2 separate regions of the Homo sapiens genome follow, and region 1 is linked to region 2. The links are chromatin loops, found by intact Hi-C in ENCODE. Cell type or tissue: heart left ventricle. All regions are shown on one strand. Links, peaks and the distances in the headings refer to the core of each region. The heading gives the core; the rest is flanking DNA. Region 1 has its middle 250 kb from the start of ESRRG. Region 2 has its middle 410 kb from the start of ESRRG.

Region 1 (10,091 bases), core at 4,443-6,942, 160 kb before region 2:
TTTTTCCTCATCCAAATTGAAAAAAAACATAGAAAAAAACATAAAAAATAGGTAAACCTATTTTATGTTTCCACTGACCACAACCCATGATCTAACATAATTATAAGTTTACCTTCAGTACTTAGTAAATACTTAAGTGATTGACTGACTGATGTTTTAGGAACCACATTTTGGACTATTGGCCCTTCTATAGAAATTTTCTTTCCTTTTTTGAGACGGAGTTTCGCTTTTGTTGCCCAGGCTAGAGTGCAATGGCGCTATCTCAGCTCACCGCAACCTCCGCCTCCCTGGTTCAAGCAACTCTCCTGCCTCAGCCTTCTGAGTAGCTGGGATTACAGGCATGCACCACCATGCCCGGCTAATTTTGTATTTTTAGTAGAGACAGGGTTTCTCCATGTTGGTCAGACTGGTCTCAAACTCCTGACCTCAGGTGATCCGCCCACCTCAGCACTCTCAAAGTGCTGGGATTACAGGCATGAGCCACGGTGCCCAGCTGAAATTTTCAAGCAAGAATGTTAAATTTGTGATGTTTTCAAGCAAGAATGTTAAATTTGTGATGGAAGATGCCTTTCATAACTGAGGTGTGAATTCTCTTGAATCTGAGGGGAAGAGACAATGGCACATGAAAGAATCATCACCTTCTTTATTTCAAATTCAAATTTCTCCCTTCCTCCCATCCCAGATTCTAATTCAAACAGCTACAACCCCATAGCTTTTCACCAGAGTCAAGTTCAAGTGGGCTACTATATTAGACAGAAAAATGCTAAGAATCACCCATGGAAACATTACTGAAGCCACCAGAGTTTTACTATCAACTGGAAAATCCACAAATAAAATGAGAAAATGCATCACTAAAAATCTAATGTGCAGTTGGGTAAATGATAAACCAATTTGAATTAGTGAATACTAATTGAAAAACTGCATGACAAAGTATTTTCCCATTAAAGCAGGAATTTGCTAAAGGCATTTTCAATTATGTATCATGCTTCAGTAAAAAGCTTCACACATTCTAAAAACATAGTGTCTTCTTCAACTTTGCCTCCTGACGGAATTTTTAGCACAATGGCTACCTAGCTCAGATAACTTTAAAAATTAGATGCCAATGACCTTGACAAGGTTCTTCAATTTTTATGTGGTTCTTTTTTTCTCTCTGGTCCTCACACCTAACAGAACAGATGTTTTTAACTTGAGAACCTAATTATTATCTATGAGTGTTAATATTTTTAACCTAATCATGGTTTATCTGCATCCCAGAAACTCACAGTTCACTGTGCTTTGCTAGACAAGTAGAATATTTAGAAGTTTTGACCATCTAAAAGGACATTTTAGATGAAGGACTATCCCCCTTTGAAGTTCACAAATATTTGAATGTCCTTTCAATTGCTTAGATACCTTACTCTTCTCAAAATCAGGGCAGAGGTGACTGCTGGGAGCCAAAATTGTGGATTCCAAACCTACAGGGAAGGGAATATATCTGGAACATAATACCCTGTTGGTGCTCAATAAATGTTTATTAATGAGCCCCTTTTTTTGACCCAGGCACAGAGAATAAATCCAAGGAAGGAAGATTATGCAAATAGACAGAAAGGTCACCCAGCCCTACATGGGGGTGTGGCCCAGGGTGGGGGCAGAACCAAGTCATTCAGGTGACAGGACATTCTCTTGGGTGTATAGCAGTGACCCTGGAAACCCTCATTCCAATAGTTATCTGCTCCATTATAAAATAGTGTAGAAGAACATTTCAGCCACTGACTGCAGAAAATACTGTTTGAGAAAAAAAAATATGTTCTCTCCTTACAACAGTTTAAAGAGATTCTTAGGCCAGAGAACTCTTGATGAAGAATAGACAATGAAGAGAATCAAAGTGAGATCTATAAGAATCATTAGTAATTGGAATGTCCACATTGCATAACTGCAGAATGGAGGGAGAGCACTCATGAAGCCAGACTTAGCAATATCTTTACAGTGAACAGATTTATTACGAAAGCAACGTGTTAGAAAGAAGTACACGTATTGGAAATGCGTGTCATCCAAACTGATGACATTGGGCACGGGCCATTCCAAAGGCAAAATTCGTAAAACAATATTCCCCTCTCTGATATAAAACAGAAAAGCCATGAAACAGTTACCAAAATGCCTCAAAAGATTCATCTGTTATTTCTCCTCAATACTGCAGAGAAAAATGTCTCTGTGATTTGGCACCAGTCATTAGCTATTTAAAATTATTGGTTTTAATCTAGTAAGTAAAACCGAAATTTGCAATGGTTTATTTTAATAAAATATTTATGATGCTTCAGGAAAACAGCTAAATAGCTCTGATCTGAAAACGAACAATGAGACTGAACTAAATTGATTTCTCCCCAGTAGGACATACAGCTCAAAACACACACACATAAAAGAGTGACACGTCAAACACTAAACTGTATTTGGTAGACATTGTCTTCTTTTAATTGAAATCTTATCTGAGGTGAAGATTATCTCTTTTCCTTCAGCTACGCTAATCTCTTCTAGCCTGAAGGCCCATAACTTGTGAATTACTAAACAATCATATTTGTAGCAGCAAATTGATTTCTGAGAGATTCATATTGATTGAGATATTCAGGACTAATGATTTTGAGGTTAGGGTGTTTAGACATTATTACCTCTGATGAACAAAATTGGTAGAGTTTTTTTTTCTATTTATATTTTTTTCCATTAATAGATAGTTCAACTTGCACTTTAGCCTTGAATCCACCTATCAGACCAATTGGAGTGCCAGTTGGCTTTCTCAACTACCAACCTGATATGCTAAAATTATGCCGGTTTTTGTCCACATTCATAAAAAGATGGCAACTGTGATAGGTGAGTCAAGTGGTCAGCAATCTATCAGGAGTTACTGTCAGAGTTATAGTTGTTGGCTTGGCTAATTAGGCTTGCTCCTATCTTAGTAACTCAGGAAACATCCCTGAACCACAAATAATTGCCAATGGGACACCTAAGAATCACTGGATGAGAGTGAAGTGGCCAAAACTGAGTACATTAATTGCTAGTTACCAGAAAAAAATAACACCAAGTACACAGTCAAATGTACTTCACTGTAGGCCAGAACCTCCATGTTCATATACAAACTATAATCCATACTAACATACAGCAGTAGCATCTAACAGTATTAGGAATGTGTCACATTGACTCTGCTCATCAACGGACTGTCTGGGTCACTGACATGCTGGAACCTCAGAAGGTATGGTCTCAGCACTTAATAAGGAGGATTATCTTTATGACATCAATTCTGTAGAAACACAAGTTTAAGTGTCTGCTCTGCCAATGACTGGCTGCATACGCTTAGTCAGAGTATTTAATGTCACTAGGCCACTGTTATTTCATCTGAAAGATGAACTAGTATGTACTACATAAGTGCAACAAGAACAAAGTAAATAAAAGCTTTTAAATTTTTAAAGTACAGTGCAGGTGCGTGTAAAAGTTTGTGTTGTTCTGGTTGATATTAAAATGAGAGATTAAGGTATTTAAGGTAGTGGAATGGGAGTCTGTGATTTGAAGATTTTCATTCTCTTTTACCCTACATCTAAACCATCGCCAGATCCTGTTGGCACTACCTTTGAAGCAGACCCAGGGAATCTAACCACTTCTCCCCACCTCCATGTCTACCACTGGAGTCCAAACCACTGTGTGTCCTCCCTGGAGAACTGCAGCAGCCTCTCAATGAGGCTCCCTGCTTCTGTCCTAGCCCCTTGTCGGTCTATTTTCTAAACAGCTGCTGGGATGATCCTTCAAAAAGGTAAGTAAGATCATGTCACTCCTCACCTCAAAATCCTATAAATGGTTTTATCTCATTCAGGGTAAAAGCCACAGCCATGATACCGGCCTAATGAGCCTACACACCCTGCAGTACTCCTGTTTCTCCTCTGACATCACCTCTCATTGTCCTCTCCATGAGGAACTTCAGCCCAGTCCTTCTGCTGTCCTCGCTTTACTTGAACATACCACTCAGTCCCCTTCCATAGAATGTTTGCACCTGCTGTTCCCATTATGGAATATACCCCTCCCAGACATCTACACAACCACTCCCTCAGTGTTGTCAGGTCGCTGCTGTTGCCCCAGGGCCCAGAAGCAGTGCTGGACCCATATGCAGATGTTAAAGGATGGCTTTAACATCTTAACATGAGCAATGGCTCATGCCTGTAATCCCAGCACTTTGGGAGGCCGAGGCGGGTGGATCACCTGAGGTCGGGAGTTCGAGACCAGCCTGACTAACATGGAGAAACCCCATCTCCACTAAAAATACAAAATTAGCTGGGTGTGGCGGTACATGGTTTTAATCCCAGCTACTCGGGAGGCTGAGGCGCAAGAATTGCTTGAACCTGGGAGGCAGAGGTTGCGGTGAGCTGAGATAGTGCCATTGCACTCCAGTCTGGGCAACAAGAGTGAAACTCTGTCTCAAAAAAAAAAAAAAAAGAATAAAAGGATGAATGAATGAATAGATGAATCCCAAATCTAGCTACTATAACAGCATTCTTGATTCTTAAAAACCCATAAGCGTATCCCTGGTTTTTAACAAACTATATGTTCGGGCCACTTTCAAAAACTGTGTTATCCTAATTGTCCCAACCCCACTAGTTATAACACAGTAACTCAGTCACAAACCCCGGTGTAACTTTTGAGCTTACAATTACAATAGAAAAAGATTATTATCATAGTAGAATCATTATCATTAATATTTCTTTTTAAAGAACATAAGTAGGTAACTTTCAACTATATTCATCTTCCCAAAAGTCTTGCTAATTAGAAAGACTATAGTTAAAAGTACTTTATTGTATATTTCAAAACAGCTAGAAGAATTGGAATGTTCCCAAAACAAAGAAAAGACAAATGATTGAAGTGACAGACATCCCAATTACCCTGATTTGATCATTACAGATTGTAGCATGCATCCAAATATCACATATATCCCAAAATACATGCAACTATTATATATCTTTTTTAAATCTTTCCAGTTGACTTATGTCTCTGAAACTCCTGATATGACAATAACCTAGACCTAACTCTTGCAGGTATTCATTTTCCAAAGGGGAAAAAAATAGCAACAAAAAGATCTCAACATTTCTTAAGCTGAGATTCATAATATTTTTATTCCTAAACCACATATACATTAGCCTCCAAAGTTCTCAGGGTAAAAAATAAAAAGGTTTATAATTTTTTAAACAGAAAAAAATGGGCAGCAGCACTTTAAAACTTCTCAGTTTGAAAGAGATATGTTTGGTCAATGATCTATTTTTATTTCTGCTCTGCTGTTTCTTGAGGAGTCCAATGACAAGGACCTGTCCTTCAAAGTTTTAGTCTGTGGGCAGAGAATTAGCATTTTCAATTACTTTCCCTGGATGAAGTATATGGGTCTCTTTCCCTCCCCACCCCCAGACTTTTCTCTCATTCTCTCTCTCCCCTCGGAGGACAGGGAGGGCAGTTTCTGGGTTACACTTCCTTTTGTGCTTTTTTTTTTTTTTAATTTTCTTTCAGAATTTTCTCAGCAGGCTACAATCATGCTTTAAGAAGTAATTTATAAATATTTTTTCCCAGAAAAAAGAACTGCAAATATAGGATTTAAGCATCATATGATATCTGCTTAAACTGTTGACACTATCTGTTTTAGTTAACAAATTTGTTTTATGTCATTCTTAATCAACAGACATATGGTTTTGTTACTTTTGTTGATTCTGCAGCAAAGCCAGTTAACGTTGTTATTATCTTGGATACATACTCAGAACAGTTACCCTTACAGACATTTTTAATAAAAACAAACAACAACTGGGTGGACTCAGAAATGAGATCAGATTGCTTTATCAGCCAAGGAACAACCATTGTTCTATTTCACATAGTTCATATTCTTCTTTCAATGTCCTCTCTCTTACCAACCATTTTAAATACAATGATCTGGTCAGATCAAGGACAGACATGGAAAGGGGAAGACAAAAAGAAGCAACCTCTGTTTAACTTTTGGTAAAACCAGCATCCAAAGAAGGAAAACCAGAAAGTACAAAAAGCTAGGTGCACGGGTTGAGCCCAGGTAACAGGAGCCATAAATTCTTCTATCATGATGCAGTTGCCCTGCCAATTTGGCGGAAAATCTTGGAGGGCCCTTCCTTTATTCTGGCTCTAGTCTCTATTAAATCACAGAAATAAATGATCTCAAGCACTTTGGAAATATACAGTGCTCACTAAAAAGACACTCAGAATTCTGAAAATATTCAATTCTCAACCTTTATATAGTCTGCATCTCTACTTTTAAGTCTTGAGGAGAGGTACTAGAGAAAAATAGGTAGTCTGGGATCTAATCCCTTTGATTGTAGAATGCCCTTTAATCAAAGAGGTTAAGGAATAGGCAACTGGTCAAATAACCCGGACATCTCTTTTGTCAATGGGAAAGAACTACATTTGTTGAGTACATGCATGTGCTGGTTCCCTGTGGGATTCTTCACATATATCATTTGAAGGAAGAGATCCCAGGACAAATCATTTTACCTTCTTATCCCACAAAGCTCAGCAGGAAATGGTCTTGACCCATGACAAAGATTTCAAAAAGGGCTGCTTTCCATGACAAATCCAACCACCTTCTAAATGTCCATGAGCTTCACAATTCTCCCAGGGCTGAAGTTTCCTTCAGAGCAGGTTAAGCAATTATCTAACACCTAATAGAAACTTCCAATCCAAGTTTCTTGGAAAGGTGTATCTAACAAAATTCTTAGTAGAGTCCTACATTAATCCAAAAAGTTTGAAAAAAATTGGTAGAAATTAAAGGTAGATAAATATAAAAAATACAAATCACTCTAATAACTCTAAATGAGTAACCCATTTAAAGCCATATAAGCATAACCCAGCACTTCAAAGTAGAAAATGCTCCTAAATGTGTGTGTGTGTGTGTGTGTGTGTGTGTGTGTGTGTGTATGAAAATGATTACTCCTCTTCCCTCATCCACTCCAACCTCCATAGCTTAAAATAAAAATAAGTTGGAGAGAATTAAACTAGGACACTACTCCATGAGGTTGCAAATGTTTAAGCTATTAGGTGAATCTCTAAACCATGTCTGTGCTGTTGGCTGTTTTATTAAGTTTACCTTCAGCAGATGTAACCTTCATAACCCAGTGTCTCCATAGGTCTGACATTTACCTGGCAATATCTTTTCAAAGCGATATCCTTCAATGCTAAACACCTCTTAATTAGGGGCTCATTGAACAAAGGTAGCATTCATCTCTTCATTTACAAAGAGAAGCAACAGCAGCAATGGTAGCAATTTTTATTTGTAGGAACCTAACTGCCAGTTAGACTCATTTTTATTACCCTTCAGTGATGTGGTTTGTGTTTTGTTTTGTGCTTAAATGATGGATTGTAGTCAAATGAGTCTGTCTTTCCTCCTTATTACTCTTACGGTTTTCATAAAGAAGGAAAAACAAAGAGAGAGAGTTTAGGTAATTGTATTCCATATCCAGCCTAAGTCAAGTTCATTAGAGGGAAAAGAAGTGAATTTGGAGCTTCCCCTACTCTTTTTATTAGTTTAATTATAGTGGACACCACAGTATGGAGCATCTGGAATGGAGATGGAGTCATTTCCTTTCTTATGTAGTGCTCACTTAGTATAAGTCATGCCTATAGTCATAAAAGAGTGAAAGCCAGTAGAATCTTGCTCGCTCTCTCTTATTTTCAAGGTGTTTCTTTCATTGTTTGGAGAAATCCTGGGAGTCTTATTGGAGCAAGTAATTACATACTTGCTCAATTATTGGCTTAAAAATTTTTTTAGCATAAATTTCCTTTACTGTCCTCTAGACTCGCACATTTACTCTAGGGTATTGGACCTATCTGTCAAGCTCTTAAGAGTCAAGTTTTAATGCAACCTAATGGTACCAGAAGGAAAAATCCTTACAAATGGGAGACTACACAAACAAAGTTTCCAAGGAGGATACATACACACACACACACACACACACACACACACATATACATATAGATAGATGCCTAAGATATAATGTGAACTAAATTTTAAAAGTAGACTTTTATCTACACATATCATCTTTATTTTACTTAATATTTGTAGTGGACTTTCTCAAACCCTTCTACATAGAATGTGAGGACTGGGAAGCTGTAACCCTTACTGAATAGAAGAAATAGAAGCACAGACAATAAGTACAGGGCCAAGTTTCCTCAGCTGGCAGGTGCCGGGGCCTCCAGGAATCCAAGTGTCCTGACTCCCTACTCAGCATTCTTTCTTCTAGGCACCATTTATCATGCCAGGTATCTGCAACATCCTGCATTGGTGGCTAAGAATAATTAACCAGCTGGGTTGCTGTGGTTTGAATGTCCCCACCAAAACTCATATTGACATTTCACTGCCATTGTAATAGCATTAAGAGGTGGGGTCTTTAAGAGGTGATCAGGCCATGGGTGACCGGTCCTCATGAATGGATTCATGCTTTATTATTCAGGAGTGGGTTCATAATCTCAGGAGCAGATTCCTGATAAAAAGGGTGAGTTTGGTCCAATTTCCCCTTGCTTGCACGTGCTCTCTTGTCCTTCTCCCTTCCACCATGGGATGATGCAGTAAGAAGGCCCTTGTCAGATACTGGAACCATGCTCTTGGATTTCCCAGCCACTAGAATTGTGAGAAATGAATTTATTTTCTTTATAGATTATCTAGTCGGCTGTATTATGTTATAGCAGAAGGAAACAAACTAAGACATGGAAGAATGGGGAAACTGAGACAAAGAGAACTTATTTGCTTAAAACGAGAGCTGGCAAATGACTTCTGGTGGGCCAAATTCACCACCCCCAACTCCCACCCTCCAATGCCTACCTTTTTAAAAAAAAGTTTTATTGGGACACAGCCATACTCATTCATTTCCATATTGCCTAAAGCTACTTTTGCACTATAATGGCAGAGTTGAGTAGCTGTGAAACAGAGACTATATAGCTGGCAAGGCAGAAAATATTTATTCTCTGGTCTTTACAGAACAAGTTTGCCAGTTCCTGGCCTAAGGTACACAGACAGTGCCAAAATTGGTACTAAAACCCACATCTAGTAACTTGTTTCACACAGAGAATAAAATTTAATCTAGTCAAACATGCTAATACTCACCCTACCAGAATCAACAAGGATCTCCCGGACACTGTGGCCTCAGCACTGCAAAGGGACATCCAATATCTATCTTTCAACCTCTATCCACATCTCTAGTCTCATGGACAACCCAGTTTCTCAGTACCCCAATACTGTGTGCAGTGCTTCTGAATGTCAATCTCTTCCATGACAGTCAGAGCAGAAAGAGCCATCTCTATGCAAGTACCCTATTCTCTTCCCCTAAGGTATAGTAATTTTGTGTTGAAAAGGAAGTTTTTTCCACATGTCCACTAATGAAATGAGAGCTGTGAGCCACTGTGGCTTCTCAAAGAAGGAGGCCAAGGTCTCTTTCCTTTATTGTCCTCTTCAGCTTTTTTTCCCCAGAGAGCTCAAATTCTGGGAGCTGATCAGGCTACATGCTTAAAGAAGTGAAATATTCCCAGGTCCAAAAGCCACAGTGACCATGTGCACATGAGCTGGGACCTCTTCTCTTTCACTCACTTAATCTAAACAGTTATCCAGCCTTAGAGAGGAGAAGTTTGCTCCATGCTCTCTCTCCCTCCCCTCCTCCCATTTTTGCCTTTTTATTTGGAAGTTAGCTGGATATACTCACAAATATAGCTTAGACTGGCTTGACTTTTCAAACTGCAAAGTCTCTCTAAACCCCTACCCTTCCCACCCCATATCACTGGCCCTATCTTCTTCTGCCCCAGTTCCTCAGACTATGGTATGGACATGTTGAAAAAGACTTTCCTTACAGGGAGTTAATGTGTGATTCAGGATTGGCTTTAAGGGATAAAATGCCTCTCCTCCCAACTCTCAACTAACTTTAGAGTTCTGCTTTGAGATTTGACATGAAACAGCCAGCCACAATACCGTATGCATTTATCTCTCTTCCATCCCCCATTCCACACCTGAATCTGCCATTTGCCAGTCACTGTCTTCTTCACAAATATCCCTTGGGGATTCCAAGAGGTGGGAAGCTTGATCATGG
Region 2 (9,958 bases), core at 7,332-9,831:
CGATAAGTATTTGTTGATTCAATACAGAGATTCAGATTTTCATCTGAAATCCCTGGATTATTTTATTCTAAGCAACATAATGTGGTAAGTAACTGAGAACATGGACTCTTGAATCAGACTGCCTGACTTAAAAACCCAGCTCTGCCACTCATCAGCTGTATGACCTCGGGCAAGTTATAGAAAAACTCCCTGCCTCAGTTTTCTAACTTGTAAAATGGGGGAAAATAATAGTACCTACTTTGTGGAACTGTTTCAGTTAATTTTAAAATATTTTTAAAATCTTGGGAGAATATCTGGTAGAATGTAAGAGCTACGTTAAAAAGGAAACACACTAAAGCTTCCATTTTTTTAAATAAATATGTCTCATATGTAGAAAACATTTTCACATATGTTATTCCTTTTTGTCCCCACAATAATTATCAGATAAAGGTGTTATTCTGCAGATAAGGAAAGAGAATTTCCCTTGGGATCCCTCAGATGTTTTCAGGTGACAGCCACACATGTGCTCGCTGGCCACGCAAGAGCACTGTGCACAGGTACTTAGGCAGTATCCAGGGGTTTGCCCATTAGCACACTCCATAAAATGACAAATGCAGAAATTTGATCCAAGACCACTAGTGGACAAAATCGGAGGTCTCCAAACCAGTGTCCACCATAAGTCTTCTTACTCAATAACTAACTAATTAAAATAAAATGAAGATCTCATCCAAACCACTGCATTCGTTGTTTTCAATCAATAAATTAATTACCTAAAAGCAACCAATTTAAAACAATAAGCAAAGCCTTTACATTTAATAATGTCCATTGATATCCTTACTCTTTTATTAAGTTTTGTCTTAAAAATGTTTTGCAATGATTTAGTTTCTCTGCTCTCTGACTCCAAGAACTTTCTCTCAGTAACTTTACAAGCATGTCATCTGACTACTGTGGCCTATGTGTTAGAAACTGCTAAATTAGAAACACCCTGTCAACCTTTTGATTTTCCTGGTTATTGTTGGTTTAAGGCAGCTCCTTAATGTTATTTAAACAGAGGAGACTATTTGAAATTTCTTGGTAGATGAATTTGATAATGATAATTTAAAAAAAAATAACTACTGTCATCCTGAGATAAAAGATCTCATTCATAGGCTAGACACCTTATCTGAATAACTCAGGACTTCTTCGAAGAAAAAGGTCAGTGTAGCCCCACCTGTTTCCTTTTCTTGAACAGCAATAACTTTACATACTCCCTGATAATCTGCATTTGGTAAAGTTGATTGGGCATTAAAGAAGTGTCTTCTCTTTACTTGGGTTTTAAATTTTTGTTTTGTGTTATGTTTAATCTGAGTCTTTTCATGGATGTGTAATGTCTTTATTGTTAAAAATAACTACTGCTATCTCCTCAGGCGGAGGTAGGAGGATCACTTAAGCCCAGAAGTTGGAGACCAGCCTGGGCAACATAATGAGACCCCAGTCTCAAAAACATACTACTGGGAATTCATCAAAATTAAAAACTTCTATGAATAACAGAGCACTATCAACAAAGTGTTAAAAAAACCCACAGAATAAGAGAAAATACAAATATTTGCAAATCCTATATCTTAGGATTTAATATTCGGAATATATAAAGAACTCTTACAACTCAACAACAAAGAGACAAAAGTCCCAATTTAAAAATCGTCAAGACTCTGAATAGACATTTCTCCAAAGAGAATATACAAATGGTCAATAAGCACATGAAAATATACTTGGCATCATTAGTTACTAGGAAAATACAAATCGAAACAACAGTGAATTACCACTTACACCCACTAGTATGGCTATCAGAAATAAAAGGAAAATAAATGTTGATGAGGAATGGAGAAATTAAATCCCACATACATTTTTAATGGGAATGTAAAATTATGTAGCTGCTGTGGAAAGAAGTATGGTTGGTTCCTAAACAAAGTTGGACCCAAGAGAGCAGAAAACATATGTTTAAACAAAACTTTGTACACAGGTGTTCACAGCAGCATTATTCATAATAACCAAAAAGTGGAAGCAACCCAAATGCCTATCAGCTGATGAATGTGTAAACAAAAGGTGATATATCCATAATATTGAATACTATTCAGCGATAAAGAGGGATGAAGAACTGACTCATGTTACAATATGGATGAACCTTCATAACAAATGAAGTTATATGAAGATAATAAGAGAAAGAAGCCAGATACAAAAGGCCAAATGTTAAATGATTCCAACTATAAAATGTCCAGAATAGGCAAACCCATAGAGACAGAAAGCAGATTAAGGCTTGACAGTGGCTGAAGGGGAGGGAAGAATGAGGAGTGACTGTTTACAGGATGAGGCTTCCCTTTGGAGTGATAAAAATGTTCTGGATTCAGATGGCGACGAAGGTTGCACATCATGGTGAATGTTAAAAAAAAAAGCCACTGAATTATATTGCTTAAAATAGTTATAATGATAAATGTGATGTTACGTGAAGTTTACCTCATTAAAAAGTAAATATTAACTTGAACCCCCAGCAGAAGAAGCAAAAAGCTTCTTCTTCCTATACAAAATAATTTCACACAATATATCACCCAAATGATTTTAAGGAGTGGAATACTACATCTAGAAGATAGCAGCTGACAAGTTGTCCTTATTCCCTTTATTTCATTGTGCCACTTATCATTTGCCCTTTGATCTTGAATATCATTTTTGGTTTGTCACATTGATAGCAGAAACTGCAACTTTACTTATTTACCTATTTATAGAGAGAGGGGGTCTCACTATGTTGTGCAGGCTGGAGTGCAGCAGTGGGATCCTAGCTCACTGCAGCCTTGAACTCTGGAGCTCAAGCTATCTTCCTGCCTCAGCCTCCTGAGTAGCTCGGACTACAGGCATGCACCACCATGCCTGGCTAATTTTTCTTTTTCTTTTTTTAGACAAGGGATCTTGCTATGTTGCTCAGGCTGGTCTTGAACTCCTAGCTTCAAGCAATTCTCTCTCCTGGGCCTCCCAAAGAGCTGGGACTGCAGGTGTGAGCCACTGCACTGGTCCCGAAATGTCACCCTTCCTGATGTTACATCTCCACTTCCAAATGTTCACTGTCAATAGTTTAGCTAATTTGGTAATCATCAATTAATGAATATGTGTAGGAGTTTTCTCTCTTCTAAATTACATTAAAATGTTTGATTAAAAATAATTGAATATTAATTATTTTGGTAAAAGGGGGATATAATTTTTCAGAAATCAGTAACTTGAATCTTCTTTTAACTTATATGGGATCAATGAATCAGAAGCAATGATGTATCTGACAGAAAAAATAAAGAACATAGGAGACAAACTAAGTATTCATCAAGCCTTCCTGAAAAAGAACACATACATTTTCTCCCACGAAGAAATGCCTTTTATTGTCTTTTTTTTAACTATTAAGACGTTAGCAATAAAATATAGCTTAAATAAATGGATCAGTAGAATATACTATATTGCCACGAATTTAATTTTTCTGAATTGTAAACTCCCGTCAAACAGGTTGTACAGGTGGATATGTTGAAAACAATCTCATTTAAACACATACTTGTTAAAGCAATTAAAGGCAGATTCAGTTGGATTAGAGAACATAATTCTGAAGAAGTATGCTAAAGTTAAATGAAAAGTTCTGAAAATAAGTTCAGTTGTCCATTAATTGCAAAGGTCCAATTTCCTGAAGCTATGTTAAATACCCAAGCTATGATTTTTAAACACCTCAAAGAAAATTTCTACATAAAAAGGCATGTTTATCTTTTATGACATGTCTATTTAAAGGTTAATATGACCATATTTATTAATGACCAGGTTTATTCCAAATAGCAAAGAAAAAAAAAAACAGTGAGCAAGTATTTGAATAATTCAAGTTAAAAAAATATCTTCACTTTGATCTCAAGCATGTATCTAACTCAGGTGAAAGCAAAGGCAGTTTTAGCTAGAACTACCTGGAGAATTGAAGAGGGAGTAATCCTGTCCCACAGAATCCAAACATATCTGGTTCATGTGCTGTTATTGTAAGGAAATTTGAGAAATACAGCAACTGAAACCAACCTGTTGAAGGTGACCAAGAACTGGATGAAAGTAAATGCTTTTATTTTATGTCAAAATGAAGTGAGATATTGGAGGGCGCAGAAGACTTTGGAGGTTGTATACGTATTCAGTGGTCAACTTCTAAAAATGCTCAGCCAGAATACAGCCCTGAACATATGGCTAATACATAATCGGAGAATTCTATTTCTTCACTTAAGGGGAAAAATTTGAGTTCAAATTGGTGAGACCTAATAGAAAAGTATCAAGTTAATTGAAATTCCTTGTCAAAGAGTCACTTAGTTCTCTGGGTTCTCCCTAATTCCTTCCCTCCTGACATCTGGGTTTCAGGCCTCAGCTCTTTGCCTTGAAATGTGTAAATTTGATGATCAAATAAAATCCTGGAAGGAGACTATACTCAGTTCCTCTAGACACTGACCTCTTAGAAAAAGAAATCCCAATAAGGGAGGGCACAAGATTAGGAAGACCCCATTGCTGGAGCTCTGGAGTTGCTGACCCAAGAAAGATGATGTTGGGGATCAGAGTGGAAAAGGAGGGAGGAAAGGAATTGTTCCAACTTTTAGGAAAAGCTTAGCCATTGCCTTCATCTGTCCATGCTCAGTAATTTTATTTTTTTAATTTTGTAGAGAGGGAGGTCTCACTGTGTTGCTCAGGCTGGTCTCAAACTCCCAGAGTCCAGTGATCCTCCTGCCTTGGCCTCCCAAAGTGCTGGGATTACAGGTGTGTGACACCTTGAGCTAGGCCAATTAATTCCGTATTCTAGTCAAAGGTCTAGCTGGGAAAAGGGAGAGGAACAACTGGGATTGGTTCTCAGGCCATTTTAGTACCCAGATGACACAGCCATGCTGGTAGAGAAGGAAGGACGGTGGCTGAGGAATTGCAAGTGGGATTGAGAAAGGTGGGGAATTTCAAGGCTCATAAAGTTATCTTGGTCTGGGATGGTTCAAGCTGATTATCGCATCCCTGGCAACTTAGCAGCCAGTGGCACCACGAAAAACACAATTTAGGAACTGTCAAGAGATTATGCTCTGATTATTGGTAAAATGGTGGCTGCCACTTATAACCATGATCTAAGGTCGGTCGTCTAAGAAAAGCAGGGCCTGTATGCAGATGGGCACAGGTACCCACTTCTGTCCAATTCCACGTGCATGGACACTCTCTTGTTGCTTCTTCTTGGGGGTTACAGGTGCATGGTTACCCCGTCCTTGCCTCGTTTTGGGGGTTACAGGTCACAGATCTGAAGTATTTCTAAGAGGACAATTCCTCTTTCTGCCATTTTCCAGAGTTGCTTGAAAACGAGCTAATTTGGAGGAAATGAAATTTCTTCTTTCTTCACTAACTGATTTGGAAACAAATGGGCCTCTCCGTTCTCTGTCACCACCTCCCTTCCATACCCCGAAAGTTTCTTGTCTAGTTTTGTCTACATGGTGGAAATGTCATCTTTACTCGCAAGGAGAAAGAGAACTTGGGGTCCTTCCTATCTAGAGCCCCAGACTGTGAGGAAAGACCCAGGGCTCTAGAGGTCAGGCCACAGAGGCCTAGCGCGGGAAGGACAGGCCAGAAAGAAGCCTGCTGTTGGGAGAGCGAACTAGAAAGCTATGGCCAGCATTGCCGCATAGAGAGCTGAGCGAGTGAGTCTCACAGCCAGAGCAAGTCACTTTCCTAAGCGACGGAAGCTCCCGAATTTTAAGATCCCGTCAAAGGCGGGAAAAGCCCTAATGCTTCACAAAATTCTTGAAAGCGGAATGAATGATTTAGACTACAAACACTATGCTCCCACCGCTACCCAGGAGCCTGGCGCCTAGCGCCCCATCTTCAGGACCCAGAGTTTATGCTAAAGTAAAATTGCCGGAGGTACTGGGAGCCCACGCTCGGGCCTTCTCCAACTTTGGCCAATACTTGAGCGACGCGTGTCATAGAAACATTTTGGGGATGGGGTATCTAAATGTGTCTGAGGGTCCTTGGCTAACTAACTCCTTCACTCTTGAAAGTCCTGGGCTTTTCAAACTGAACAAGGTGGAAAGAAAGACAGCTAGCAATGGTGTTTTCCTTTTTTCTTTCTTTCTTTCTTTCTTTCTTTCTCTCTCTCTCTCTCTTTCTTTCTTTCTTTCTTTCTTTCTTTCTTTCTTTCTAACTGTGCTTTTACTTTGAGTCTTTTCCTTCTCTCTTTTCCTCAGTACTTCTGCCTTTCTTACTTTGACCTGTTCTCTCCTTTCCTTCCCTTCCCATTAGGGCCTAGGGCAAAGATCAACAGCTAAGATAAACCCTCAACCAAAGAGCTGAGCGCATTTACAGTTGGGGAATGGGGCTGAGAGATACTGAGACATCGCACCTCCAGCACCTGAATTCCAACATTTAGAGGTCAGAGCCACCGGTTTCTGCCTATGAAGATGTACTAAGTTTCGCATCTACCCATATCCCCGAATGTGGCCCAGAGTTAGTGGCAGAAACTTGTTTCTGCTTTTAACTTTGCAGTTGAGTTTTGGAAAGCGGTTTTGGGAGGGCCAGGTTGAGAATCTGGGCAGCTCCGGGCCAGATGCGGGCGCCCCGGGTCCTGTCTGAACCAGACTGCTGCTGCAATGTGAGCTCGGGAGGGAACTGGGGATGCGAGCTGGGAACAGACCGCGCTCCAGCCCCCATGGTTTGTGACGGGGAACTTCGGGCGCACACACCCTGGGGAGTAGGTCTCCTCCAAATGGCACCGACACAGACTGGCGCTGGATCTTCTCTCCCTGCTAATCTATCCGCAAAGACCGCCTGGGCACTTTTGGGGGAATGTGGCCAAAAGGGGACTCTAACTGCGACATCTACAGAGGAAGGAGAAACTGGTGGTGCCTAAGAAGTTGATCTCGATGCGCGCAGTGAGGGCACAGGGCCCTGCGCGCCAGAGAAGCGAAGCCAGCGGTCTCCACTTACTTGTTCTTAATTCCTCCCTACCCCCGCTCTGGCCTCTCATTTTCGGCCTCATGGATCCAAGACCCGAGGTTATTTTCAGTCACAACTTTCTCCACACCCCGTACCCCCAAAAGTGTACCTCAGCTCAGGCGGGAAAGGGCACTTTGACCCGCCGTGCGCGAGTTTCCAGCCAGCCGCTGCGCGCCTGAGAGAAAGAGCGCCTGGCTGCGGCTCCGAGCGCACAGCTCTTCCCCGCGTGTTTGGCGCGGCTACGTTTCTCTTGCTCCGGGCTGAGGCTCGAGGAACCTCGCCAGCCTGCTGTGGTCCCGTCCCCTTGACGTTTGATTTCTAAAACCGCATAGTCTGCGGCTCTGGCATTTAGAAAAAGAGGACAAGGTCAAGGCCTGTGGACCGACCGCCGCGATCCGCTTGCACCTTTGCTCTCACAGCAAGCGAGTCCTGGCCGCAGCCGCTGGAAAAAGGTGCCGCAGCGCCCAGTTTACCTGGAATTCAGGGACCTGACCCTGACTCTATTTCCGGCTAGTCCCAGCCTCTCCTTCCTCTCCTTTCCCCGCTTTCCGCCCAGGGCGGTTCTGAGATTTTGATTAAGAGAGATCTGTCCCCGCACCGCAGAGGGATGGTGCCAAATGGCCAGGCTTCCTGGGCACTGCGTCCTCATTCCCAGGTCAGAGCTACTGCGAAAGGAAAGGTCTCCATCTGGACGCACCTCGTCCCCTCCCCCAGCGCGCGGGGCAGCCCTCTAGGGCCAGCTCGGGCACGCGCTTTTCCCCCTCCTCACCCCCTGCTCCGCCCAGCCCCGTACAGTTTTATTCTTTATGAAACACACACGCCCACCCCGCCTCCCACGTAAAGGCCAGTCTTGACTCATTTTGCGCCCAGATGCAAACTCAGCTGGAAGTTGAGGGTAGGGCCAAAGAGGTGAGGGGAGGGTAAGAGATACAGCGAAATAGAGAATGAGAAGGGAGAAATCAAAGGGGGAGGAGGGACAAGAGAAAGCGTGTGGAGCTGGAGGTTGAAGGGGCAGAGGCGGAGGCCAAGGACTGAGCAAGGGGCGCGCGCGCGGCGGCGGCGGCGGCGGTGTTGGCGGCGGCGGCGGCAGGGCGGCTGCACCTCCTCCCAGCCTTTTCGCCCGCGCGCGCGAAGCGGGGTCAGGCGCGGACCCACATTCACCGACTGCAGAACTGTTTTCTTTGCCACTACCAGAGGGTGTTTCGGGGCTCCCCACGGTCTTCTCCCTGGCTGCTTGCCGCGTGAGAGCAGAAATAAAACAAAACAAATCACGGGACACGACGGAGTCGGGCCGCTGGGCGCCTCCGGGATCGCTCTCACTTTGCACTCGGAAGCGGGCGCGGGGATTCGGGCTGCCGCGTGTAGCCTATAAATAGCAAACTTTTTGACCGAAGCAACTAACAAATAAGAGGAGCAGGCGTGCATTTTGCTCAAGATCCCCCCTTTTCTGGGGACGACCTTACTCCCACCCCCGCCCCCTTTGCAGTAGTTGTGAGGGGATAGATTGGGAGAGAGAGATGAAATTTAATTTTATTAGAATTTACAGTAGTGGTGTTAATTTTTGCGGAAGGGGGTAAGAATCTCGCCATTTATCTGACCTTCTCTACCCACCTACCTTTGCTACCCTTCTCCCCCACCCAACAACTGGCACTGGATGGGAAGGGCAAAGAGCGGAGCTCCCAGGGAGGGTGGCTGTTGAAGACAGGGGGCGGAGGGCGATCCGGAGCCGGGTTTCTCTCTGGGAGTACCGGAGTGAGTGGGAGGGAAAGGGAAAGCAACGCCAGGAGTTGGCGTTTTCCTGAGGTACTGGGACAGGAATTTAGGTAACCCAGAATTTTAGATGGAAGTGCGAAAGGTGAGTGCGGAAGGCACAAAGGAGTTCCTGCAGTGCAGATTTCCTTTCCCAGAAGCGACAATAACCCACTCAGCAACTTTACTTCAACCCTAGGCTCTGGCCTACCGGGAGGGCAAACGCGGGCACCCGGGTCACGTCATCGCTTGCTTGGGGGCGCCAGCTCTAGCGTAAGCCTGAGCTGCGAGATAGCTCCGTGGGGTTTTGCCATGGGGTCTTGCTTACTAATCACCCCGCACGCCCTCACCCCTGTCCCTGGACGCCCTTTTGCTGCACCCGCTCACATCTGCAGACCCAACGGATGGGATCTACTTGACTGAGATTCCTGAACACAACTTACTGCCCGCCCTTCCCCTTTCCTTTTGGCCAGGCCGGATTGTGGGTGGTGATTGGCTCAGTAGGATTTTCATTTTCATTCTAGGTGCTTCCTTAAAAATAAAGCCCCCCGAATATAACAGACACTCGCTCCATACACCAAACTTCCCAGTTCCTGAGGTTGCTACGCTAAATTTATCCTGAATGTCGCACAGAAACCAGGGTCAATAGGACGATCAGCACGGATGGGTGTGGGGATTGAGGAAATTGGAGATATTGCAGCTGACGCCAGGTACCGGGAGAGGAGAGTCCGCAGATGCAGGGACGTTGCTCTGCTCCTCTTTGGACGTTCTCTGCCTCAGTGTCAGGCCTGCGAAATGGGAGTCAAGCCCGTCCCGTGGGCCTAAAGCGACTAGTAGCTGGGGGGGAGGGAGCCGGAGGACAGTGGTGCTTTTTCTTTCCAGTGCCCCACCTCTGCCCAATGCCAGCAGCCAGTACACTACACAAGAGGTCAAACGCCTAACCTCTACTAGTACCCCAAAGGGCAAAAACCAAACAGGGTCCCCCATGCAGTTTATGTAGTGGCGTTGCTGACCCAATCGCGCCTTTCCTAACACCGCTGCCCACCAGTTACCTCCTCCTAAGACCGCTTCCCACTAGTTACCTCCTCTTAAACGCAAAAGTTACTCTGTCCCAGAATCCAGTTTGGAAAGAGTGGAAAAATGCAGAAATACTAAGGGGGCTCAGGCAGTAGCTCCCCCTGCGGGGTGTGCCCACCGCCCATGGCTCCACGCAGGCGTTTGCGCGCGTCTCCCTTTCCAGCCCCCG

What was found. A loop is a pair of places that touch in the nucleus more often than their neighbours do. Peaks named below come from ENCODE experiments on the same cell type or tissue, not always from the same donor. Only the 100,000 strongest peaks of a DNase experiment are listed, where the experiment ranks them.
Region 1: it touches region 2 in a loop (1.8-fold over the local background); 3 of 110 quality-filtered maps call a loop at or near these places.

The regions. Positions count from the first base shown.
Region 1 is chr1:216,969,391-216,979,481 of GRCh38, forward strand. It overlaps a transcript of ESRRG not described here. Among named protein-coding and RNA genes, the nearest start is that of ESRRG, 250 kb to the left of the region's middle. In heart left ventricle, for the core only: no CTCF peak of the experiment used is centred there; no DNase peak of the experiment used is centred there.
Region 2 is chr1:217,127,515-217,137,472 of GRCh38, forward strand. It overlaps a transcript of ESRRG not described here. Among named protein-coding and RNA genes, the nearest start is that of ESRRG, 410 kb to the left of the region's middle. RefSeq lists enhancers at 6,168-6,934, 8,483-9,194, 9,195-9,905 and a silencer at 7,093-7,387. In heart left ventricle, for the core only: no CTCF peak of the experiment used is centred there; DNase peaks (open chromatin) are centred at 7,634, 8,125 and 8,274; H3K4me3 peaks cover 2,500 bases; H3K27ac peaks cover 1,739 bases; H3K27me3 peaks cover 1,814 bases.